Regions from separate parts of the Homo sapiens genome. Here all the other regions are linked to region 6. The links are chromatin loops, found by intact Hi-C in ENCODE. Cell type or tissue: CD14-positive monocyte. All regions are shown on one strand.

Region 1 (4,000 bases), 89 kb after region 6:
GGGAGGGAGGTCAGAAACCTGCAGCTTCAAAGGCGCCGAAGGCCGGAGAGGGGCCGGGGGCTGCGCACGCGGGGGTGCCAGGCTTCCTGGCGGCCTCCAGGGAGTCGTGTGTGCTGTGCTTTTGTTTTGTGGTTGTTTTTTTTTTTTTTTTTCTCTCCAATAAGAAATTTCAAAGTTGAGAAAGCGCGAGCTGCCGGCGATTCTCGGGACGCGGGCTCGGCTACGAAGCAACAATTTTAATCTCCCACCCCCTGCGGGCGGATCGCAGGCCCGATTGTTCCTTTCTCACCAGCCTGCTCGACTTTTTAAGCAAACAGGAGGTGGATTACTGTCGCCTGCCTGCGCCGCCACGGCTCTGACCGGATTGGAGAGAGCTTTTCTTTGTGTTCTCTCCTCCCGGGGAGAGGCCGCGCCGCGCCTCCGCGTCTGCCCGCGCCGGGCTTCGGGGGCCTGGGGAGCCTGAGGCGGCCAGGAAGTGGGGCGAGGAAGGGCGGCCACACGGCCCGAGCTGGGAGTCCCACAGTCCCGCAGCGGCGACGCCGCCACCCGCCGAGTGCCGAGGCCCGGGGCCCACTCCCAGCCCAGCTCCAGGAGAGGCCGCGCCGGAGGACCGCGAGGACGGCGCCGCAGCGCCAGGTCGGGCTGAGGTAAGGGAGGAAATGGAGCGAAAAGTGGCGGCGGGCAGAGGGCCCCGGGCGGGCGGAGAATCGCTGACGAGGGCATTTCGGAAGGAACTGAACCTAGGAGCACAGGGCTCCCTCCCGGGAAGGCAGGGCGTGACCCTGGAGCCGCCGGTCCCTCTTGCCGCGGCCCCAGGCGTGGCTGGCGCGCTCCAGGATCTGGAGCTTCTACAAGTTTGCTTTGTTTCCTGCTTTTGCATCTAAAAACCCGCTCTCTCCTCGCCCGCCTGCCGGAGACCAGGACTCTGGCCCGTCTGCCTCCCTCCGGCGTCGTCTCCGGGAGCGCGGGCGCGGTGGGGCCTGCAGGCCGGGCTGGGACCAGGCGCGCCTTGGGGCGCGAGTGGCTCGGCCGTCGCCGCAGAACCCGCTCCCTGCGAAACAGCCGCACCCGCTCCCTGGGAGAGTCATGAGAACTGGGGTCGCGCCTGACCCCCGCGCCCGAAGAAAACCAGCCCGCGGACCCCGCCACACGGGCCGTGACCCGAGCCCCGCGCGCCGTCCCGAACGCGCGCGGTGAAAACGCCCCGCTGCGCCGGCCTTGCTCGGTCCCCCTCCTCCACCCCCACTTCTCCGGAAAAAAAAAATTCTGAATTGGGAACGAAGACCCGAAAAACTCGCCATGACCATTCCCCTCCCCGGCCCCTAGCTTCGGCCCGGAAGGCCCCTCAGGGCAGCGGCCGTGGGTACCACGACCCGGCCAGTTCCCCTCGCCGCGGACCGACCGGGCAGGGCCAACCCAGGACTGTTCCGGGGAGGGGAGCAGGGTAGGGGAGCGAATGTTGGGGTTCGTTCGTGGGTCACCCAGAACTGGGCGCACGCTGGCGGCGCCCGGACTTCGCCTACTGTCCGCCCGGTGCCACCCGCGCGGCTCGCGCCAGACGCAGCCTGGCGGTCCCTGTCCTGTCTTCGAGTATTTGTTTTTAATGCTGGGTGTCGATCGAGACAACAAGCGCTCAGAGCAAAGCAAGGATGCATTACGGGGGTAATTTTAAACCGATCGATAAGATTTTTCAGAGAAAAAAAAATCGCTCATAGTCCATATTTTTTAAGAAAAAAAAAAGCCTCAACATTTTAACGGATTTTGTTAAAAGGGAAGATATATACTTCTTAACATCACAATCCTGAATTTCTTTTGCTAAAAAAAATGTAAAACCCCAAAGCCAGAATAAAAAATAAAATAATAATAAAAATACAAAAACAAAAAAAAAATGAAAGCAATTTCAGTTACTTACTGGAGGCTGTTTCCTGGATACAACTGAATGCAATACAATTAAATCAGTAAATGTGACTTTGTTTTGTATTCCTATTGGTATTTTCAATGTGCTGACTGTTGCACTGTAAATGCACCGCTTCCACAACAACGACTCTAGCGAGCCCATCCAGAGCGGCTCTCAAACCTGCAGCCTGGCGCGGCGAGCCACGGGCCCTGCATACTAATAAGCTCGTGCCACTCAGCCCGGAACAGCCAGCGCGCTGATTGGCCGCGCAGCCCTCCACGGCCGGGAGCTCGTGCCACTCATTCGGCGTAAACAGGCCTCCCAATAGGCTGGCGCCGGGCCAGGGAACTGCCAATCAGGAAGCAGCGGGGCTACTACCAAGCCCGATGGCGCCTAATTCAAGCCCGGCGACTGCGCAGCTCCTCTGCGCAGATCATTGCTGCTGAATGGGAATGTGGTGGCGCAGGGCGGGAGAGGGAGCTGGAGCGAGCGAGTGCGCGTGTCCCGGCGGAGGGGGAGGCGTAGACACAGACACAGACACACACACACACATATATGTTTAATCCAGCAGGTCTAACGTTTGGCTTCTGCCGCACAGAAGGCCAAGGGAAGAAACACCACCACCCCTTAAAAGTAGCTGCTTTTTCTCCCTGGAATCTGTCTGGCAGGTGGCAGGTAGGCCAGACCTCCAAGCCCAGAGGCCTCCCCAGGTTGCCTGGCCCATCTACCGCTCTGAAGCTGCTGCCTGCCCGGACCCGAGCTCGCGGATGCACGCACGCACGCCCGCTGCTTGGGCAGCAAAAGCTTTGAATAGCCCGTCCGGCTCTCTCCTCCCCATGACCTGGGGATCAGACCCTGGGAAGTGAGTTCTGAGTCTCCAGCCGTCTACATTACTGGCTCTCAATTTTATCTCCCTCTGCCACACTTTGCAACAGAGCAGCTACTAAAATGAAAATCAGGGATTTATTGAGAAGACAAGGATTGCCCTTTCTTCATCTACACCTAGATTTAGAAAATATTTTCAGTTTGGTAATGGGGGAAGCGGGTATGGTGTGGTAAACCATGTATAGTATTTCTCAATGCTGCTCCCTGTCTGCCTATCTGCTAAATCCTCACTCCAACTAAAGCAAGCCACTGAACAATTTTTATCGTAATCAGATGCAAACCACTTCTAAAATATTCCGCAAACAAATATTTCTGTTAGAATTTGGTTTCCCACCCAAATGCTATTTATTCTCAGGGAGTCGAGGTGATGTCTTAGTGGCGATGGATACATTTATTTTTGCTCCTCTTTCTCCATGTGAATCTCTGCCTCCCCCTCTGGGGGAAAAAAGGATATTTAAACTAGGAGCCAACTGACAGATTCACACGCATTCGAAATTCTCCACCGTCTCATTCCGGCAGGGACACGAAAGAGTTAAACTCAAAGCCTGTTGTCTCTCTGTTTCCCCGCCCCCACTCCCGCTCCCGCGGGACCGCTGGGATTGGTTGGCACTCCGCCAGTGGACTGTCCATCACCGAGTGTAAACAAGGCGCTGATTGGCTGTTGTCCAGTCCGCACTGGGCCTCCTGAAAAAAGCAATTACTGGCTCCGCGGTTTCAAGGCGGCCCAAGGCCGCTTGATGAAAGGAGATAAGCTGGGGACCGTTTCCAGGATCCCCGCGGGCCGACCGGGGCAGCCCGGGAGCCGAGGTGCGGCGGAGAGCCCGCGGATCAAAGGAATCTGGAGAGAAAGGGGAAGCGGGCGGCCGGCCCCGGCCGGCCTTCCCCCCCGCAGGCCACGCCGACCTGGGGTGGGGGGCTGCGGGCCGCGGGCGGGGACTCCGGGATTTCCCGCCTGCCTGAGTCGGGGCCTACGCCGGCGCCCGCTTCGGGCGGCTCGGCCCGGAGGGGAGCTCCGGAGAGCCCGGGGCTCGCAGGTAAGCACCGGCGCTCCGCGGGCCGGGCCGGGGACGCAGGACAAGGCGCGGGGCCCACCCCGGCTGGCTCGGGAGTGGCGGTCGCGCGGGCCCGGCTCCCGTCTCCGGCGTCTCCCGGCTCCGGCGGCCGGGACCCCCCGCGGCCGAGCCCCTGGCCAGGCCCCAGGCCGGCGCCTTCGGAAGC
Region 2 (4,000 bases), 55 kb after region 6:
CAGGCTCTCAGTCACACACAATCCTCAGCCTCAGTTTCCTCAGCTGTAAAATGGGCGCAAGCACCACTGTGCTGTGCAGCATTGCCAGGGGGAGGCAGGTGCCATCCCAGGGCCAGGCTCATAACAGAAGTGCAGTCATCCTGCCCAACCTCAAGCCAGGGCTGGTCCTGGGAACCCTGAAGCTGCAGGGACCAGGCCCTTTATCCAAACCAGGGGTGGCCCTCTCCCCAACCTCCCTGGGGCTCAGGTTCTGCCACCTGGGATGTCCCTATCCTGGCTTCCCCAAGTCTGTGTCTCCCCTAGCCACCTCCATACAGCCCTCTGCCAGGTGTGGACCTGGGTGCTGGTCACCATGGCCACGGGATGAAACCCCTGCACTCAACAGTGACTGGCAGCACTCAGCCAGGCCGTGAACATGAGGCTATGCATAAAGTCTCAGCGGGCTGGGGGTTGGGAACTGCCAGGGCCTGAGGGCAGACTCCAGTGGGGACAGGAGGCTGGGACCCTGGCAGGGTGGCCGGCCAGGGCAGGCCACGGTGAGGGGCCGAGGGTATGGGAGGGCTGGCTCCCGAAAGCCATAGGACACCTCCGGAGGGGGGATCATAGGCCTGGATGGGGCAGCCGCCCTCTGGCTGAGAGAAGCTGGCGGGAGGTAGCCGGCCCAGCAGAGCCCCTCCACCCCCACGCTGGGATCCCCACGCTGTCCCCTCCACCCCCACGCCGGGACCCCCACGCTGTCCCCTCCACCCCCACGCCGAGACCCCCACGCTGTCCCCTCCACCCCCACGCCGGGACCCCCACGCTGTCCCTCGCATCCCAGCGGAGCCAGCTTGTCCCCACTGGCCCAACTCTCCCTCGCACATGGGCAGGGACAGCAGGTCTAGGCAGGGCAAGGGCCACACCCCCCACATAGATGTGGTAGAAACGTCAGTGCTGGGGTGGTCAGCGGGCCTGTGGGAGACAGACCAAGAAGCTGTTTTAGCCACCGAGGAAACCGAGGCCGGGAGAGGAAGGAGGAGCTGAAGGGGTCTGGGAGGAAGCAGCAGGTCCCTGGCAGGCATCACAGGAAGGATGGAGCTGGGGCCCCAGTACCTCTGAGGACACTCGGGGTGGGTGGGCGCTGGTGGGACCTCTGTCCCTTAAACAGATGTGGTCCCAGCTCCTGCTCACTCCCAGCAGCACCAGCGAGTCCTGAGACCTCAGAGGGGACGAAGGGGACAGAGGAGCAGCTGGCAGGATGCAGGAAGCTGCGGGGCTCCGTTGGCAGGGAGTGCTCGGCATGCGTAGCCCCGGACCCCCAGGAGCTGGCCAGGCCCAGTGAGAAGTGGCCGCTGGTGGGGCGTGGTTCTGACCAAGAGGCCGGCCAGGCGGAGAGCCAGCGCGTGTGTGTGCCTGCCGCCCCCATGGCTCCCCCCAGGTGGCACAAGAGACCACGAGTGGCCTCAGTGGGGATCTCAGCAGCCCCTGCCCCCACCCCTTCCCAGCTGAGCCCCCCAGGAACAGAATCCTCTTTCATTGGCCCTGTGGGTGGTCCTGGCCAGGCAGCTGGGGGGCGCGGTGGGGAGGGAGGGGACCAGGCCTGCTGACAATAGGGCCAGCTGTGTGTGCCCCCACCCCTGCTCTCATCCTCATCCACCCAGGACAGGCTGCCCAGCAGGAGCTCACCTCTGCCCCTGGCCAGTTCCGCCTCCCGCCCCCACCCCAAGCCCCAGAGAGGCCCACCGCTGGTGGGAGCGCGAGCCTCGGGTAAGCTGCGGGCCGGGAGGAGCTGAACAGACAGGCTCTGCCCAGGCCAGATGTTCCGGGCGGCTCCTCCAGCTCCGGGCTGCCTCTGCTGCACCCCCAGCTGCTCCCCCGGGGAAGCAGGAAGCCCTGGCCCGCTCGAGGGGCTGCCCTGCAGATGGGGAGAGAGGAGGCCCCGCTTGGCATGGGGGGTTCCTGGGGCTACCCCAACCTGGGTTCCTGGTGGCCTGCCCCACCCTGGCCTACCTACCCTCAACGAAAGCCCTGGGCTGGGGAGGGGGTGGCAAGCTGGCTTGGCCAGGCACCTGCCTCCTGCCCATCCTGGGCCACTAGGAGGAAACGTGGGCAAGGCCAACCGCCCAGGCAGCCCGCTGTGCCTGCTGGCCCCCACTCTCCGGCCGAGTCGCGTGCCCCCCACCCACCTCACTCCCCTTCCCCCATGAACACACACGGCAGAGAAACAGGCCCGGCGCACGGGGAGCCAGCTGGCACCCTGTCAAACTAGCAGCCAGGCATGCTGCCCGGGCAGCCAGCCAGCCTCTCACCCTGGCCCGCCGGCCCTGGCCTCTGCCGCTCAGCTCACAGCGCGGCAGCTCCATGTGGTCTGTCGGGGAGCACGGCTGCGTGGCAGGGAACCCCCGCAGGGAGGGGAGGGGATCCCGGGGGGTGGGACAACTGAACTGAAGGCAGAGCAGGGGACAGCAAGCTGGAGCACGGGCCTCGCAGGTGTGTGGCCTTGGAGGCTCTGCCACCCTCGGGGGGCACCCACACCCATCCTCAGCCCCGGGTGGGCCTTGCATTCTGGGGCCCAGGCGGGCGGCTCAGAGGCCACGCCCTGCACCCCCTTGTCCCGCCTCCACCCGTGCTGGTCCACCCAGCCCACTGTCCCGCACACGTGCCCACCCCCACCTGACACGGACAGCGGGAGATGCGTCTCGCCCAGCCAGGGTGCCAGGTGCCCAGCAGGGTGGACAGGTGAACCTCCTCGGTGTGACACAGCCAGGGCCACTGTGGGCACTGTCCTCTCCTCCGGCTCAGGCCACCCCCGCCTGGAGGAGCTACTTCCCTGGGACGCAGATAGAAGGGGCTCAGAGGCCCAGACGCCAGGGGCTCACGTCGACACTTGTGGCAGGACATTGGCTTCCCACCCAGCCAGGGGGACTCCCAAGGGCTCGGGAGCAGATGGAACCCACCGATGCCGGGCCCCATGTGAGGGGCTGAGAAGTGGTGGGGGTCCCCGGGGTGGGATGTGGGCAGCTCCGCCCAGGCAGCCGTTGGCACAAGGGGAAGTGAGTGTCTAGAGGCCGTTGTGGGTGCTGTCTGCCTGTGGGCCACCACACACCCACCCTCTGAGCAGCCCCCAGAGGGGCGGGACGGGGGCTCCAAGGCAGGTGGTGCTACCCACAAACGGCCCTCCTTGCTGCTGGGGTCCCCCAGGGTGGGTGGAGGGAGTGGGGTAGGAGCTCTCTCCTGGTGCAGAGAGCATTGGGGATGGGCTGGTGCCACTTCTGGGCCCTGACTAGGGGCCACCACTGCCAGGAGGGGAAACCAAGTCAGTGGTCCTAGGTGGATCTGTGCACCTGTGGCTGGGCCAGGACCAGGCAGCGGCCGTTGCGTCTGTTGTGGGGGGTTCACCACGGCTGCCGCAGGCCTCCCCTTCCTGCTCCCCCGGTGCCAGGCCACCCTCCTCCCTCCCACAGACATCCTGGGAGCCAGATGCTGTGGCTGGCCGGGGCGTTTGCCCACAGACACAAAAGGCTGAGGCGGGGTGGGGCATATGAGCCAGGAAGGCGGGGCCCCCACAGCCAGCCCAGGAGCCATGGCCAGCCTGGTCTCCCCTCCAGGAGGCCGCTAGTAGTGCAGGGGTGGGAGGAAGGGGCAGGGGAGTCTGGGCAGGGGAGTCTGGACCGAGGACCCCATGCTGCCCACCGCATCCCAAGGTAGCGGCCTCCCCTGCACCCAGGAAGAGGCCACTCCTTATCGCCTGCCCAACATGTGCGCCCTGAGCCGAAAGCCCAGATTATTTCAGCAACTGTCCCTCACTCGTCACCTGTTCTGTTTGGAAAACAGCCCCTTTCTTGTTGCACAAAGAGAGGTTTCTCTGCTTCCAGCAGTGCCGGGTGCTAATCTCCCTGCCTGGAACGGGGCGGTGGCGTGGTGTGTGGGTCCGCGGCGCTCTGTAAACACGACGCCCGCCGCTCAGCAGTCATTGAGTTACGGCAGTGCTGGGTGCCAGGAGCGGAGAGCCCTGTGTGCC
Region 3 (4,000 bases), 200 kb after region 6:
ACTGAGGTCTCTGTATAGGGTTTCTGTAGCAGAGGCCCCAACTCCAGTCCTTGGCTGTGTCCTGGAAGAAGACCGGTGACCCAGGGCTGGGGAGGCCCCCATTTCTGATAGCCAGCTGTCTATTCATTCAAAGTCCCTGAAAAGTCAAACCAGTTTGGCTACATGTGAAGGACTGGAAGAAAATTGCCGGGTGGGTGCTCTTCTGTGCTGCCTGGAACTCCTGCCTGAGCTTCCAACCTTTACCTGCATGGGGTGACCGCAGTCCACTTCTGCCTGCCAGAAACAAAAAAGATTCCAAAACACCAAGTGTGTCTCAGGTTATGCCTTTGACACCAAACACGGTGGTTCCACTGCGTGAGCTCCGGACAGAGGCCCCTGGGCCCAGCTGCTCCGCGTCAGCTGCAGTGTGCCCTGGCTCGTCTTAGAAGTGGGGAGACCCGCGCTGGGAGAGGCGTCCCTGGGGAGGGTAAGATGAGACTCTCCTGGAGCTGAGGCGAGGCCCTTGTGCAGAGTGGACAGCAGCTCCACACTGCAGTCTTCAGGAGGCGCCGGGCTGGGTCCCGTCCTCGCACACAGACTGACTTTCCCTGGGACGGCTGGGTGGTTTCCTCCGAATGGCATCTGCCCCCACCCAGGCATAGGTTTGCGGTGTAATGGTTCCTCGGGTTGGTTAGCCTGGGGAGGTGGCCGCTGATCGCTTTACCCTCCCCGCTGTCCTCCAGTGCCATGTGCCAGCCTGGAGAGGTGTCGTTTTTTGTTGGTGTTTGTATATTTCCCTGTCCTATTTGCTGTTGCTGGTTGCAGGTGGTTTTTGTCGTTTTCGTCACCTTCTCACTTGCTGCTTCCTTGCCCTGCGTGTCTTGCTTGGACATGGACTTTTCTAAATCCCCTCTTCAGAAGACACACAGATACATCAGTCATTCAGCCTCCTTCAGCTGTCGCGGCTTCTCATGAAGCTGTTCTGAGCCCCAGACCCTGCCCTGTTGAGAGTTGTGCCTGAACCCTGGCATGCGTGGTCTGGGCTAGAAACCGCCTCCCCCAGCAGCAGGGACTGTTTGGCCCCCACGCGGCCTCTGAGTTCTCGGTTGTGAGCAGCGGTGTCAGGAGTGCTGCCCGCGTCCTTTCGTTGGGTGGTCCAGGCTTCTGTGGCTCCTGTGCTGGCTCTGGGGGAGATCTGACTGCACCTGGGGTAGGGTACACCCTGCATGGAGGCCGCGCCCTCAGAGCTCGCCGCTCACAGATACCTCCAGCCTGGCAGGGGCTGGGCCCGCACTGGGAGTCCACACTCGGGGGAGGGCTGGGTCCCCGGGACCTTGCTGGGCGCTTCAGCCTCTTCCTCCCTTTCTCTGTGCCAGTCCACGCAGGATGTGAAGGAGTGGGGTCAGTCCAACTGGGGCTGGTGTTTGAACCTGGGGAGGAGAAGTTGCCGAGGGATTGACACTGGGAATGGCGGGTGAGGGTTTGGCCCAGGTGGGGAAAAGAAGGCGCGTGGGGCCGTGTCTCAGCGTGGTGGGCTCTCAGGACGTTGTCCTGGGAACCAGAAGAGAGTGCTGCCCTGATTTCCTAGACAGCCTCCCATTTTCCCTTGCCAGTGGCAGGCATATTCCGGAACCTTCTTGGGCAAGGTGCGCTCGTGTTTGGAATATGCTGTAGAGACTCAGCTTCCTTTTGGAGAATGAAAAGGCACATTATGGCCAGGAGCAACTTCATGTTTGGAGCGCCGTGTTTTGTTGCTTCCGGGCTGTGCCGTCACTGAGGGGTGTGGAGGGCGTTCCTTGGTGACAGCAGGGCCCTGGGCTGTGGGCTGCTGAGGGGGCTCCTGGAGTTCTTAGTGTTTGAAACTCTCCACAGCCTCAGGTCAGCTTCTGGGGCCTGGCTCGGGTTTCCGTGTTGTGGGATGAACTCAAGGGGTGCCAGGCTTCTTCAGCGAGCCCATAGGCAGGTCCAGGAAAGGCCAGGGTGAGCCCTGGAGGTGGGGTCTTTGCTGCTCCCGGGCTCTGGCGTTTGGCAACGCTGTGCTTCTTCCTAAGTAGTTTAAAGTAATAAGGAGTGTTTTTTGGACCCATTCATAGTTACTAGCCTGTGTGTTTCCTGCTTTCCAAAGCTCATCAGAGGCCTGTAGCCCGTGGGAGGAAGGAAACCAGGGGCAGGAAGCTGGGGCTGCCGACGGGGCTGGGCCATCCTGCCACATGCACCGCATCTCTGGGTGCGCCTTGGAGCCGGGACTTCCCTTTGCCCTTCTCCGGCTGGGCCGTGGGGGAAGCGCGGGGGTCACCAGATGACCGCTCGGGGCCTGGGAGGGACCCTGCTGAGTCAGCGCCGTTTCTCATCTGCTGCAGAGAATCCCGCGGTCAGGGCGGAGAGAATGGCGGCTCCTTCCGCATTCGGCCGCCCCGTCGGGAACGCATGCTCCTCATCGGCAAGGCTCCTCATTAGCTGTCCACGTGGACACCACAAGCCCAGGGCTCTCGTCCCCTCCCTTCCTGAAGCACCATGCTCGAAAGGAGTCTCCATTTGTTTCTATAAATCCCAACCAAAGGGTGAAAATGAAAGCCCTCCGTCAGAGTCCCTCTGGTGCAGGCTGTGGCGCTCGGGTACCTGGGACCGGCACTGAACCCTCTGGGGACCTGCAAGCTCTGGCCAGCAGCACGGGGTTCGGCCGTGCTGGGCTGTGGGATGCTGTTTCCAGCCGGCCCCCAGTGGTCACCGGGTGGGAGGACTGCATCGCAGGGACTTGTCTCTTTGTCTGTTAAAAAATCTGATTGAGTGAAAGAAGAACCTGCCTCCTGTCCTTCCCTTGCTCTGTCTTTGTTTCTTGTAGTTTCATTTGCAGACAGTAGATCCAAAAATAACCTGGCAGCCAGAATTTGAAATACCCCTCATGCCCCGGAGAATCTGGGCCCGTGGGTTTCTGTGAAATCGCCCTTGACAGCTTGGCTCAGTACCTTTGTTCTGGACGAGCTTCTCACGCTGTTGGATTGAGTGTTCCTTTTTCTTTTGCACTAGCATTCCACGCCTACGGGAAGGCAGGCAAGATGCTGGTGGAGACCAGGTAAGCCCCGCCCTGCCGCTGCGCTTGCCCCCCACCCCCGCACCCAGACACTGGGGACCCTCCCGGTGGGAGCGGCAGTTTCATCCCCAGATTCACCTGTAACTTAGGTTTCTGAAGAGTCGCTAAATACATGAAAGTCCAATTACTTGTACCCTTCAGTGTTGTAAGAAAAATTTATGTATGGAAAACTCCAAGAACCTGGTAAACAGTCCTCCCTCAGTTGTAGTCTCTCAACACCATTCCTCAGCACCTCACCTACCCCTCAAACACCGCTGCATAAAGGTGGCATTACATTGCAAATGTCATATTTTTCTTCCTTTGGCATAAAATTTCATGAGATGAAAAAATTTATGAGATGAAAAAATCGCTGGGAGATTGCACTTCTAGGCTTCTAAATTAGGGAATTGTAAACTCAAACGAACAGCCTTTTTTGAAAGCAGTTGATTGTTCTCTTAACTTGACTAACATCGTGGGGCTTTTTCAATTTTTTTATTTTTTGAGATGGAGTTTTGCTCTGTCACCCAGGCTGGAGTGCAATGCTGTGATCTCGGCTCACTGCAACCTCCCAGGTTTAAGCGATTCTCCTGCCTCAGCCTCCGAAGTAGCTGAGATTACAGGCGCGTGCCACCAGGCCCAGCTAATTTTTGTATTTTTAGTAGAGACAGGGTTTTGCCGTGTTGGCCAGGCTGGTTTTGAACTCCGGATCTCAGGTGATCCGCCTGCCTCGGCCTCCCAAAGTGCTGAGATTACAGGCGTGAGCCACTGTGCCAGGCCCATCATGGAGATTTTTGTAACTTTTAGAGCCTCCGCAGAGGGGCGAGTATAATACCAGGCTGAGAAAAGCTGAGTGTCGTTTGGTGTGCATGCCAAGTGACATAGCGAGCGCCACAGAACCTGCCCGCGCCCTGTGAACTGGGGCGCGTTTGAAATCACATCTGTTGGCCAGGC
Region 4 (4,000 bases), 82 kb after region 6:
TCTGTGGGGGCTGTTGAACCCTGTCTCACAGGGAGATGAGAGAAGATTTCTAAGAATAACCGGGGAACGTTTGGGGGGACGCGCGTTTTCCAGGGGAGATGTGCTATTTGCACAACGCCGTTCTCTGCCTGGCTCACTAATTTGCCTTATTACTCACGTGACCTGGATATTCCTACAGAAAGCGCGGCGGCTCCGTACCGGGATAATCAGACGTGGTGGCAGCACGAGCCCCACTGGGGGAAACCCACATTCCAAACAGGGCTTCGGCGGGGCGGGCGTGGCGGGCCACCGCCGCCGGTCCACGCGGCCCCACATTCCCGGATTCCCGTAGCTCCTTTGGGCTCGCGGCAACTTTGATGTCTAACTCTGTCACTTATGGAGCGGGACGGGTGACGTCTTCGGAAAGTAACTCTTTTCACACCTACTTAATGTTGCTAACTGTTGCAGAAACACTCCATCGTGTCATGGAGTTAATGAGGTATTTAAGAAAATGTATTTTTTTCTTTACAAAAAAATATCACATGATGAGGGAGAGGAGCCTGTGATGGGGTCTTTTCACACTAGGAAATTATCTTTTTTTTTCCTCTGCCAAGTTGGGGGTATTTTTTGGTTGTGTTTTTTGGTATTTTCTTTTTCTTTTTTTTTTTTTGAGATTGGCGGTAGGAAGCACTTTTTCAGCAGGAAAGAAGTAGTTTGCAGTTCTCCCACCAGAAGGAGCCTTCGCCTTTCTCCCACAATAACCCCAGGCTCAGAGCACCTGGTTTCCCAGGCTTCAGCAATTTACACCCCAAAGAAGACAAGAGAAGGGGCGGGAGGGGAATCTGAGCAGATTATTGAAACCAAGATGAGAAATAGTGCCTTGGTGGAGCCCTGGCCCCTGGAGAGGGGAGGCGTACAGACCAGGACAGGAGCGGGCCCAGCCAGAAGCCAGGACGGGGGGCTGTCTATGTGGGCCTCTCCCCAGGCCGGGGCTGCCTCGGATCACACACACACTCCCAGCAGAGGCGCCAGCCCCAGTGGCTCCAGGCAGTAGCACTGATGAAAAATCTTGGGTTGGTTCTTGTTGATTTCTCTTTTCTCCCCCCTAGATTTCACAGCTTTGCCTCCGGACCATCTGTATTAGAGACAAAATCTAACACTGAACTAAAAATAATGATTCCAAACATTTTAATTGCACCTTTTGGTGACAAGGTTACTGGAACAGCACTTTACCATAAAACCTGCGGCCCGAGTCTAAAGCTCCCAGCACTTTCATTTTTAGAAAAACAATGGAAGAAGCCTGGGAGCCCCATGTCCCCACCCATCAGGGCCCCTCAGACTGACATTCTGAAAGTGTTGGGTGGGGTTGGGGAAAGGCAGCCCCGGCAGCCAGCAGGAACAGCCTCAGTCCAGCCGGGGTGGCAGTGCCAGGCCAGACAGGCACAGGAAGAGCAGCCCAGCAAAAAGAGGCAGCCTCATGGAGGCCAGGGCCTCCATCCCCGATGGTTGGATTCTACTCCCAGACAGGCGGGAAGAATCCGGGTCAATTTTCCTTTCCAAGGGGCAGTCAGCAGAGGGAGGGGCGGGCTGGCTGCAGCTGTGGCCTGCGGACTGAAGCCATCCAGGAAAATGGGAAGCAAGGCAGCCAAACCAGCCATGTGGAAGTCCGCACACAAGACGCAAAAAAATTGTTTAACGTAATTATGCTTTTTTCTCTCTAAACTAGATCATATATAGACACAGACCAAAGCAAAGTGATCTGGGGTATAATTCTTTTTTTAAAAAAATACATGCAGCTAAATTTTAAAAACCAATACAATATTCTGGCTCTTAACAATTTCAAAAGGCTTTCTTTCAGCTACAGATGCTTCTAGCTGGATGTCTGCATGACCAAGTTGCCCATCACAAATGGGTTGAACATCTCCGAGCACAAGCGTTCTCTTCGGTCCGCAGGGGGGAGGAAATGGGGCCTCCAGGGACGGGGACACATGACCCTTCAGACCCTGAAAGAGGCAGCCCCGAGGGGCCTCCAGCGCCCTCTAGAGCACCCTGCGCTTGGGGAGGCTGGGAGGACCTGGGATCAAGAAGAAGCAGGGAGGACACAGGCCAGGCCAGAGCCCAGAGCCGTTTCTCACAGCCCTCCGGGGCCTACACGCCAAGAACCACGTGGCCAAACTTAGAATGAGCAAGACAAAGGGCTAGGCCACCCGACCAGGCGCCCACCTACCCGGGTGCTGCCTAGACCTGGAAGTAAGGGCAGAAGGGGGAGAATGCAGCTGGCCTGGACCTGGCCAGGATGTGAGCTGGGGCATGGGGTCAGGGAGAGTGCTGACCTGACCTGATGGGGAATTTGGCCTTGCCTCCCGGAGGGGACAGCCCCAGCCTGCCTGTGCACCAACATGCAAGCCTCAGTGTCAGGGGCCCCTGTCTCTGTCGTGCTGTTACTTGCCAGGCTGGAGGGCACGGTACAGTGGAGGTGGGGTGCACACAATCCCCCTACCCCCAGTGGGGGCCACCAGCCTTCAGCCAGAAGAGGGGCTGGTGGGGAGGCTGGCGAGCTGTCCCTTCTGCCAGGGCGGCCCCAGCCTCAGCGCCCCGTGCACCTGAGCCGGGTGGGCAGCAGCTCCCATGCAGGGGCAGGAAGACAAGCTTGATAACCACAGGGACAGCAGAAGAGATATTTTTAAATCACCCATCGCTCAGGCAAGTGCTTTTTCTCCTTCTCTTTCCAGTTACAAATCTAGAGGAGAAAAAAGAAAGGGAGAAAAAGAAGGAAGGGCAACAGAGAGAAAAGGGCAGCCTCGCCAAAGGCCCAGGCAGGGAGGGAAGCGGGTGTGGGCCAACCCGGGAAGTGCTGGGGAGACCCCTCCACTGGGCGGCTCCCCCATTCCAATCTCCTGGCGCTGCAAATGCTGGAAGCCCGTTAGCAATTAAGCAATTTCAAGTTTGTTTTTTTCTAGAAAATGTACGTTTTTCTTTGAGTGCCCTCCCTTTTTCCGACGTTTTCCTTTCTAGCCCCGTCTCTGCCATCCGTTTTAATCCACACACTAATTGTAATCCCATTAAAGCAGATATAATTTTATTAGTATTCACAGTTCATCAAGCTACCAATAATAACTGTTACTGCCAATTTTGTTTTTAAAAGCGACAAACATTTCTGATGTTTAGAACAAACTGTAAACAAAAGCCACCCATGTACCAGGGTGACCCGGCGGGTCCCTAGCGCAGCCCTGCGCGCTTCCCCCGAATCTACCCGCGCCGCCTGGTGACCTCTAGGGCTTCAGGCGTGGTAGCTGCCCCTACCCTGACCTCCCTCGACACTCATATCAAAGCCACCGGGAAGAGGGCTGCCCTGGAGGCCTGGGCCCGCTCTGCCAAGGACTGATCCTCTCGGGCAGGGAGTCAGAGGGGACCGCCCGAGAGGATCCGTCCCTGCGAGGCCCAGCACGGCGCCCCACGCTCTCCTCTTGGAGCAAATCCGCCTCGCTCTCCTCTTGGAGCAAATCCGCCGCACTCTCGCCTGCACCGAAATCCTGAGCGCCGCCCCGCGCCACCCCCAGCCCGCGCCCGCGCTGCCCTCCTCCCCGGGCCGCAGGCTGAGAGGCTGGGCCGCACTCTGGCCACGCTTTGTCCGGCTTTAGCGGGATACCAGAGGCACTCGTTAAGGCAAATGCATCCCTGCAAACCCATTCTCGCCCTGACACTTTAAGGCTTTATATAGAAACAGGATTTGCTCGTCTTACACCAGCAGTCCCTATTAACGCTCGCCCGGCGCACACACCACTCTAATCCGCGAGGCCGCGGCGTACCCTGGTCCCCTCCCCCCGCCACAACAGCCGTTTTGTTTCCGCAGAAAGCGCCTCGTTGTCCCAGCCCCGGAACGTCTTAGGGAGGTGAATGCAGAATGCAGAAAAGAGGTTTCCGTGGAATTTAGATCTGCAGGAGGGGGCGGGGGAGGGTGGCGAGGCGCGGAAAGGCTTTAATTTCAGCCGGCTCCGGGGCTGCCCCTCCGAGACCCCCG
Region 5 (4,000 bases), 190 kb after region 6:
AACAACATGTATATTTTGAAACAAAGTGGCACCAGTAGTTTAATTTTAGATTAGCTTAGCAAACACTGTGTTTTTCATATTCATTATCTTTGGAATAAAAATATCCAAAAAATTTTTTCAGCCTGGGCAACATAGTAAGACCCCGTCTCTACAAAAAAAATTAAAAGTTAGCTGGGCATGGTGGTGCATACCTGTAGTCTCAGCTGCTCGGGAGGCTGAGGCAGAAGGATCACTTGAGCCCAGGAGTTTGAGATTACAGTGAGCTATGATTGCACCACTGCACTCCAGCCTGGGCAACACAACAGTACCCCATCTCTAAAAAAAAAACAACTTTTTTTTGATCAAGGAATTTTCAAACCCTCCCGTGCAGCCCTCCAGGCTGTTGTGTCTGAGTTGTTTGCCTGATATGGTTGGTGAGCCTGTCAGGGGAAGACAGGGCTACATGCCTCCAGAGCCCCCCGGGCAGCATCTGGTCTGGGCGTGGAGAATCCCAGCTTTCTGCCAGCCACCTCTGGGTGTTTCTGGACTGACTCCATGTCCCAGTGTCCACTGTGACTTGCCTGGCAGCAGAACTGCATTCTGGCATGTGGAGCAGTAGCTGGTCCTTCTCCTGCAAGTCAAAGACTGTTATCTTTGTTTTTTCAAGACGGAGTCTCGCTCTGTCACCCAGGCTGGAGTGCAGTGGTGCAGTCTCGGCTCACTGCAACCTCTGCCTCCAGGGTTCGAGTGATTCTCCTGCCTCAGCCTCCCAAGTAGCTGGGATTACAGGCATGTGCCACCACGCCGGCTAATTTATTTATTTATTTATTTATTTATTTGTATTTAGTAGAGACAGGGTTTCCCCATGTTGGTCAGGCTGGTCTCGAACTCCTGATCTCAGGTGATCCACCCACCTCGGCCTCCCAAAGTGCTAGGATTACAGGCGTGAGCCACCGTGCCTGGCCCCAAATGCTGTCATCTTTGATGCCTGTCGGTGAAGTGCCACCGTGGAAGGGGCTCTGGTTTAGACACCTGTGAAAGTACATCTTAGGGCCCAGACGATCCAGCTATCTCGAGCCTTGGACCACCTGCCATGTGGTGGACATTAGGCCCCTGCCAGAGCATGTGCTGATTAGCCGGGCATCTGCACAGACCTGTCAGGAAGTGAAGGACTAGAGACGTCCTTCTGAGTCCTGAGGGCTGCCCAGAGGGAGGCCCAGTTGCTCTGATCTGGCCGCAGCGTCTCCTCCACGGCAGCCTTCTTGGACTGGGGCGCAGGGAGACGCCAGCAGGCGATTTGGGGATGTGTGTGTTTAGTGTTTGGCAGCCTTGGCATTGAAAAACTTTGGATTAGTGTTTTTTTTTTTGTTTTAGTAGTTTTGATATATTTATATATATACATAGCTGGGCGTGTTGGCTCACGCCTGTAATCCCAGCACTTTTGGAGGCTGAGGAGGGTGGATCACGAGGTCAGGAGTTCAAGACCAGCCTGGCCAAGATGATAAAACCCCATCTCTACTAAAAATACAGAAATTAGCTGTGCGCGATGTCAGGCGCCTGTAGTCCCAGCTACTAGGGAGTCTGAGGCAAGAGAATCGCTTGAACCCGGGAGTGGAGCTTGCAGTGAGCCAAGATCGCGCCACTGCACTCCAGCCTGGGCAACAGAGTGAGACTCTGTCTCAAACAAACAAAAATATATATCTATATCTATATCTAGATAGATATAGATATAGATCTATATAGATTATATATATAATAAACATTGAAGTTTGACATACAAAAATGTGTACACACTTCTTTAGATGTGCTGTTGATGAATTTTCATATGACGAGCAAACCCGTGTGACTAGCTCCCAAATTAAGGAGCGTACTCTGTGGCCGTGGCGGCCTACCCGGGGCACACTGCTGACCCCTAGTGTGCCACGGTGGTGCTGCCTGGTTTGAACTGAGGTGGGTGGGTCCTGCTGTGCAGGTGTCTAGTGCGAGTGTCTGGCTTGCGTTCTGGTGTCCGCTGCACCGCCATGCGTGTCTGTGTGTAGTTTACCCCTGTGAGGCATTTACGGTGTCTCCTATTGGGAGCTCTTGTGATGCCCTGAGGAGTTGGACAGGCGTTGGCAGGGGGTGGTTTCTGCTGGGTGCGTGCCTGTGTGGAGTGGCCGGGCCCCAGGGTGCGTGTGCTCCGCTCTGGAGCTGCCATGTGGGTGCAGTGGTGCACATGCCGGCCCGCATCCCCGGTAGCATTGGGTATCGTGTCTTTTCCGCTGGAGCCATTCTGATGAGTGCTTGGTGATATCTCATGAGTTTTTGGTATTAATAGACTTACTTTTTTTTTTTTTTTTTGAGATGGAGTCTTACTCTGTCACCCAGGCTGGGGTGCAATGGTTCAATCTCAGCTCACTGCAACCTCCACCTCCCAGATTCAAGCAAGTCTCCTGCCTCAGCCTCCTAAGTAACTGGGATTACAGGCGCCCACCACCAAGCCTGGCTAATTTTTTGTGTGTGTTTTCAGTAGAGGTGGGGGTCTCACCATGTTGGCCAGGCTGGTCTCGAACTCCTGACCTCAAATGATCCACCTGCCTCGGCCTCCCAAAGTGCTGGGATGACAGTTGTGAGCCAGTGTGCCCAGCCGGACTTATGTGTTTGAGCAGTTTTAAGTCTACAGAACAACAGACTGGAAAGTGCAGCGCCCCCGCCCCCCTCACCGTCCAGCTAGGTTCACGTGACTGACGTCTCGCACTAGTGTGGCGGTCCTTGTGTTTTAAGTGTCACCTCGATGGAGGTAGTGGACATGCAGGAAGATTCACTCTCTTTTTATTTTCTCGAGGCGGAGTCTTGCTCGGTCGCCAGGCTGGAGTGCAGTGGCGCAATCTCGGCTCAACTGCAACCTCTGACTCCCTGGTTCAAGTGATTCTCCTGCCTCAGCCTCCCAAGTAGCTGGGATTACAGGCACACACCACCATGCTCAGCTAATTTTTGTATTTTTAGTAGAGATGGGATTTCACCATGTTGGCCAGGAGGGTCTCGATCTCCTGACCTCGTGATCTGCCCACCTCGGCCTCCCAAAGTGCTGGGATTACAGGTGTGAGCCACCGTGCCCGGCTGATTGACTCTTTTTAGGGTGCAGGTCATGGGCTTGCTGTGTAACCACCACAGTCAAACAGAACACACAGCTTCATCCCCCAGAGGGTCCCCATGTGCCCCTTTGTCATCAGCCAAATCTCCACACCCCCAGCCCCTGGCAACACTGAGCTGTTCCCTGGCCTAAAAGTTTGCCTTTTCTGAGTTTCCTGTAAACAGAATGACACTGTTTGTAGCATTCAGAGTCCAGCTTCCTCTGCTCAGCATGGTGCGTTTGAGTCCCATCCGTGTCATGGTGGGTGTCAGTAGTCATCCCTTTTTCCTGCTGACTAATATTCCCTTATTCGAATGGACCACAGTTTGTATCCATTCGCTTGTTGAAGGACATTTGGGTTGTTTTTCCATTTTTGGGTTGTGGATAAACCTGCTGTAAACATTGGCATACAGGTTTTTCATGAACACGTTTTCATTCCTCTTGGTAAGTGAATACCTAGGGGTGCAGTTAATCCCCAGGTCACACAGTAAGTGTCTATTTAACTTATGAGAACGGGGAAAATGGCATTTTTAATCTCTTCCAGAATGTGTTCATTACTTGTAGCTGTGGACTTAAGTGGCTAAAGATGGTGCATGTAGGGTGTGTGCAGAGAACAAGGGGGTATTAGTTGGCAGCACCCCGCTGTCCATGAAGACTTGAGGTGGGGACTGGGAAGGAGATGGCACCCCTGTGCTCTGCGCATACAGCTTCATCCCTGGACAAGGCGCGCGGCCACCACAGCAAGGAAATGGCCCTTTCAGTGCTAGGAAGTGTCGCGTTCGGCAGGAGACTGGGATGGAGCGGGGCCTGGGGGTGAAGAGGGTCCTCATGAGCCGCGTGTGTGGGGTGAGGGCCTCTGGGGAGCACCTGCTGCTGTGAACATGTGTTCCTGTCTCCACCCTGCAGTGC
Region 6 (4,000 bases):
GCAGGAACACGAACAGTGTGCTCAACACGAGTTATTCCAAATGTTGACCACAACGATACTCACCACAGAGAAAAGGTGGAAACAACCCACGTTTCCATCCATAAATGAATAGAGAAACAAATGTGGTCCCTCCATACAATGGACTATGATTTAACGTTAAAAAGGAAGGAAATTCTGACGCACACCACGCACAGATGGCCTGAAAACATTATGCTAAGTGACATGAGCCAGTCACAAAGGACAACGTCTGTCTGATTCCACTTATAAAACATCTAGAATAGGCAAGTACAGAAACAGAAAGTAGGTAAGAGGTTGCCAGGGGTTGGGGGGAGAGGGCAAGGCCAGGGGCTGGGGAGAGAGGGAAAAGGAAGTTGGTGCTTAATGGATAGTCTCTGGAATGACAAAAAAGTTCTGCAGACGGATAGTGTTGAGAGTCTCACAACATGGTAAATGTACTCAATGCCTTTGAAGTGTACACTTAAAAATGGTTAAAATGGCAAAATGTATCACAGTTTAAAAAATTATGGGCCAGGCATGGTGGCTCATGCCCACATAATCCCAGCACTTTGGGAGGCCGAAGCGGGCCGATCACTTGAGGTCAGGAGTTCGAAACCAGCCTGGCCAACATGGTGAAACCCTGTCTCTACTAAAAATATAAGAAAATTAGCCAGGTGTGATAGTGGGTGCCTGTAATCCCAGCTACTTGGGAGGCTGAGGCAGGAGAATCCCTTGAACTCGAGAGGTGGAGGTTGCAGTGAGCCAAGATCACACCACTGCACTCTAGCCTGGGCAACAGAGCAAGACTCAGCCTCAAAAAAGAAAAAAAAAATGTAACTTGCCCAAACTAGGCCGGGCGTGGTGGCTCACGCCTGTAATCCCAGCACTTTGGGAGGCCGAGGCGGGTGGATCATGAGGTCAGGAGATCGAGATCATCCTGGCCAACACGGTGAAACCCCATCTCTACTAAAAATACGAAAATTAGCTGGGCGTGGTGGCGGGCACCTGTAGTCCCATCTATTCGGGAGGCTGAGACAGGAGAATGGCGTGAACTCGGGAGGCGGAGCTTGCCGTGAGCAGAGTTTGCGCCACTGCACTCCAGCCTGAGTGACAGAGTGAGACTCTGTCTCAAAAAAAAAAAAAAAAAAATTTAGCCAGGTGTGGTGGCATGTGTCTGTAGTCCCAGCCACTTGGGAGGCTGAGGTGGGAGCGTGGCTTGAGCCAGGGAGGTTGAGTCTGCCATGAGCCATGGTGGTGCAAATGCACTCCAGCCTGGGCCACAGAGCAAGACCCTGCCTTGAAAAAAAAATTTTTTTAAAATTTATAGCTGTAATTTCGGAAGCAGTGTGTGCACTGATGCCTGCTCCAAGCATGCTCTTGGTCTGGATGCGGCAGGATTTCAGTTCCAGGAAGCAGCTATTCTCTGCGCTAGAAGGCCGCTTCTCCCCAACAGAAAGGGCAGCAATGCTTCACCAGGTGTGTGCCTAACAGTTCTCAATCCCACTGGGAGAGCTGCGAGGGAAGTATGGCTCATTCGGAATGGACACACACAGGCGGCTCCAGTACAGAGAGGGGCTCTAGGCCCTGAAATGCTGTGCTCCTCGCAGGACACACAACTCCACGTGACGGGGATAACACGCGACACAGCTCCTGCATCGATGCTCCCCAGTTCCTGCCTGGCTGCTCCCCCAGCTCCTGCCTAGGTTCTCCCCTATCTCCTGGCCTTATGCTCCCCAGTTCCTGCCTTTGTGCTCCCCCAGCACCCCCAACCCAGAGTGCTCCTTCCCTCTGGCCAGGCCCCCTTCCCAGCCCCGCCCCTTCGGGGCTCAGGCGGGAACCGAGCTGGCTTTTTCCTCCCAACCAGAGCAGCTCCCTCTGGTTCCCAGGTTGCCTGCCCTTCCAGCTGGGAACACCGGCCTTGCAGGGAGGGGCGGGGGTGCTCACCACGAGGCGGCCACACAGGGCGCGAAGGGGTCCCAAGGCCCACCCAGGAGGAGCGCCTGTCTTTCCGTGGCGGGCTGCGCGCGCTGCCCACGCGGCCACGCTTGGAGCCTGGCAGGAGGCCGCCATCCCGGCCACGGCCGCTGGAGGGCGCCCCCGCACCGCTCCTGCCTGCCGGTTCCCGCGGGAGGGCGCCTGTGGCGGGCGCCGGAGGTTGATCTGCTGGTTCACGCCAGGATTGCGAACCGGCGGCCGGAGCGGGAGGCCGCAGAGCCGAGTTCAGGTCGCAGTCCTGACCCACCTGGCGGCGACTTCCTGTCCCGCGGCTGTGCTGCAGCTCTCCAGGTTGGGGTGAAAATGCAGAAACGGTCCCGTGGGCTAAGTCACGGACGTTCGTTTCTCACAGCGCCGCGTGCCTGCCTGCAGGCAACCGAGCCACGCACGCCGAGGCCGCCCCACCGCCCGGGGCCTGAACGCGCCGGCCCAGACCGGCAGCCCCCTCGGATCCTAAGACCTCTGCACCGCAGCGCAGGTGTGGGGGTCCTCAGCCGGCGCCATCCAAGCAAGAGCCGAGAGCGCGAGCGCCACGCCTTCCCCCACCCTCTGCCCTGCGCCCCTGGCTGGCGGTCCCTCCTGCAGCGGCTGGCCTGGAATTCGGGCTGCGGAAGGGGCTGCACCCACGCGGGGCTCACGCCATGGATGTGGGCGCTGGGAGGGTCTCCGGCTGTTTCCTGGTGCTGCCCAAGAAGCAGGTCCCTCGGCCAAACCAGCCCCTGTTCTGGTGCCCGCCGGTGCCCTCAGCCTGCGGGCCTAGAGGCCAGAGTGCTGGCGGATGGGCAGGTCCTGACCACGCCGTCCTCCCTGGGAGCTTACTGGTGAGACGCTCGTCTGCCTCAGGGGGCCCAATAATGGTCACTTGACATAAAGGGACAGAGGTGGTCTGTCCAGGGTGACGGTGACCACTGTCCTGGCATGTGACGGAGCCCAGGCCCTGGGCAAGCGCCATGCTGAGAGGGGCTGGCCGCCCGCTGCCGGTGGCCTGACTCAAGAAACCTCGCTCCCCTGAGCGGCAGCTGGAGGAGAGGCAGCGGCAGTGGACCTCTGGGGACGGATTGGAGGGGTGGCCCTGCGGCCCTTGCTTGGGCAGGAGGGACGCTGCAGCAGCTGCTGGAGCTCCCAGGCAGGGGCTGTCCCTCGGTCAGCTGGGTCACAGAGCAGCCGGCGCCTGCGTCATTCTCAGCCTGCCCGAGGGGGAGGCTTCCGCTCCAGGTGGGTGACCCGGGGCCCTTGCTATTACCCCCACAATGTTTCCTCTTTCCTCTCTGCCTCCTCCAGCCTCCCTAGGCAGCCTCCTCTCTTTCTCTGCTGGAGCCTCCCAGCTTCCGGAGGCCTCCTTGTGAGAGCAATAAAATGTCTTTGAAAGGAGGCTGGGATGTCCAAAGGGTCATCACAGGGCTGGGGGCTGAGAAGCCCAGAGGTGGCTGGGTAGGAGACACAGGCCTTGGCGTGCTTTCAGGGGACACACAACAGGGACAGTCCCCACTGACTTTCCTCCCACTCCCCCTCCACTAACTCACCTCCCTCTTGTCAACACGGGGGGTCTCCTGCCCTGGAACATTCAGGGAAAGAGGTGCGTCTGAACCCCGCCTGGGGAGACAGACGCCCTCAGGCTGTCCTCTTGGCTCCGCTCCCCTCTTTCCTCCTGTTCACCGCTCCCAGCCACCCCGATGGGGCCTGTTTAATTGATTCAATTTGTTCAACAGTAAAAACACTCCACAGATGTCAGCCTCCCAGCACCCCACCCCTGGGGAGCCGCAGACACCTGCCAAGCCTCTGGGGCTGGGAGTCCTTCCATGGGCCACTAACACCAGGATCTGGGGGAGGCCTCTGGGCCTGGGAGCTCGCGTGGGTGCCCCCGCTCACCAGACCAGAGCAGCCACTTCAGCCCAGGGACTGCTCCGTGAATGGCACCAGTGGCGTTCTGAACAGTGATCTGATGCAAATATGTCCTTCTGAAGGATTTAATGTTTTTAGACTCCCAGGTCTGGGAGGATGACCTTGG

What was found. Peaks named below come from ENCODE experiments on the same cell type or tissue, not always from the same donor. Only the 100,000 strongest peaks of a DNase experiment are listed, where the experiment ranks them.
Region 1: a loop joins it to region 6, with 2.6 times the contacts of the local background. A loop is called at or near these places in 88 of 110 quality-filtered maps.
Region 2: a loop joins it to region 6, with 2.4 times the contacts of the local background. A loop is called at or near these places in 41 of 110 quality-filtered maps.
Region 3: it touches region 6 in a loop (2.5-fold over the local background); 75 of 110 quality-filtered maps call a loop at or near these places.
Region 4: a loop joins it to region 6, with 6 times the contacts of the local background. A loop is called at or near these places in 87 of 110 quality-filtered maps.
Region 5: a loop joins it to region 6, with 3 times the contacts of the local background. A loop is called at or near these places in 78 of 110 quality-filtered maps.

Annotation. Positions count from the first base shown.
Region 1 is chr17:81,393,548-81,397,547 of GRCh38, reverse strand. BAHCC1 (BAH domain and coiled-coil containing 1) reads right to left here and starts at 2,091. Exons shown (of 28, transcript NM_001377448.1): 1 at 1,913-2,091. RefSeq lists enhancers at 136-744, 745-1,353, 3,437-3,994 and a silencer at 3,379-3,648. In CD14-positive monocyte, no CTCF peak of the experiment used is centred here; DNase peaks (open chromatin) are centred at 677, 1,476, 2,187 and 3,437; H3K4me3 peaks cover 4,000 bases; H3K27ac peaks cover 3,935 bases.
Region 2 is chr17:81,427,776-81,431,775 of GRCh38, reverse strand. All of the region lies in intron 3 of BAHCC1 (BAH domain and coiled-coil containing 1), which reads right to left. Among named protein-coding and RNA genes, the nearest start is that of MIR3186, 21 kb to the left of the region's middle. In CD14-positive monocyte, no CTCF peak of the experiment used is centred here; a DNase peak (open chromatin) is centred at 2,325; H3K4me3 peaks cover 895 bases; H3K27me3 peaks cover 1,521 bases.
Region 3 is chr17:81,283,902-81,287,901 of GRCh38, reverse strand. SLC38A10 (solute carrier family 38 member 10) reads left to right here. Exons shown (of 16, transcript NM_001037984.3): 3 at 3,007-3,052. Among named protein-coding and RNA genes, the nearest start is that of SLC38A10, 9.4 kb to the left of the region's middle. RefSeq lists a silencer at 1,959-2,253 and an enhancer at 2,080-2,409. In CD14-positive monocyte, no CTCF peak of the experiment used is centred here; a DNase peak (open chromatin) is centred at 2,271; H3K4me3 peaks cover 3,284 bases; H3K27ac peaks cover 3,685 bases.
Region 4 is chr17:81,400,131-81,404,130 of GRCh38, reverse strand. The region is part of intron 2 of BAHCC1 (BAH domain and coiled-coil containing 1); the gene reads right to left. It overlaps MIR4740 (microRNA 4740), which reads left to right and starts at 3,353; the gene lies at 3,353-3,415. RefSeq lists enhancers at 1,335-1,860, 2,160-2,339. In CD14-positive monocyte, no CTCF peak of the experiment used is centred here; a DNase peak (open chromatin) is centred at 2,020; H3K4me3 peaks cover 2,218 bases; H3K27ac peaks cover 697 bases.
Region 5 is chr17:81,289,806-81,293,805 of GRCh38, reverse strand. SLC38A10 (solute carrier family 38 member 10) reads left to right here. Exons shown (of 16, transcript NM_001037984.3): 2 at 3,998-4,000. Among named protein-coding and RNA genes, the nearest start is that of SLC38A10, 3.5 kb to the left of the region's middle. In CD14-positive monocyte, CTCF peaks have their summits at 1,713 and 1,913 (motif pointing left); a DNase peak (open chromatin) is centred at 1,865; H3K4me3 peaks cover 120 bases; H3K27ac peaks cover 1,535 bases.
Region 6 is chr17:81,482,560-81,486,559 of GRCh38, reverse strand. No RefSeq gene overlaps it. Among named protein-coding and RNA genes, the nearest start is that of LINC01971, 3.1 kb to the right of the region's middle. RefSeq lists a silencer at 1,813-2,222, a cis regulatory region at 1,580-2,377 and an enhancer at 2,281-2,931. In CD14-positive monocyte, CTCF peaks have their summits at 1,886 and 2,086 (motif pointing right); DNase peaks (open chromatin) are centred at 209, 2,139 and 3,169; H3K4me3 peaks cover 1,788 bases; H3K27me3 peaks cover 1,304 bases.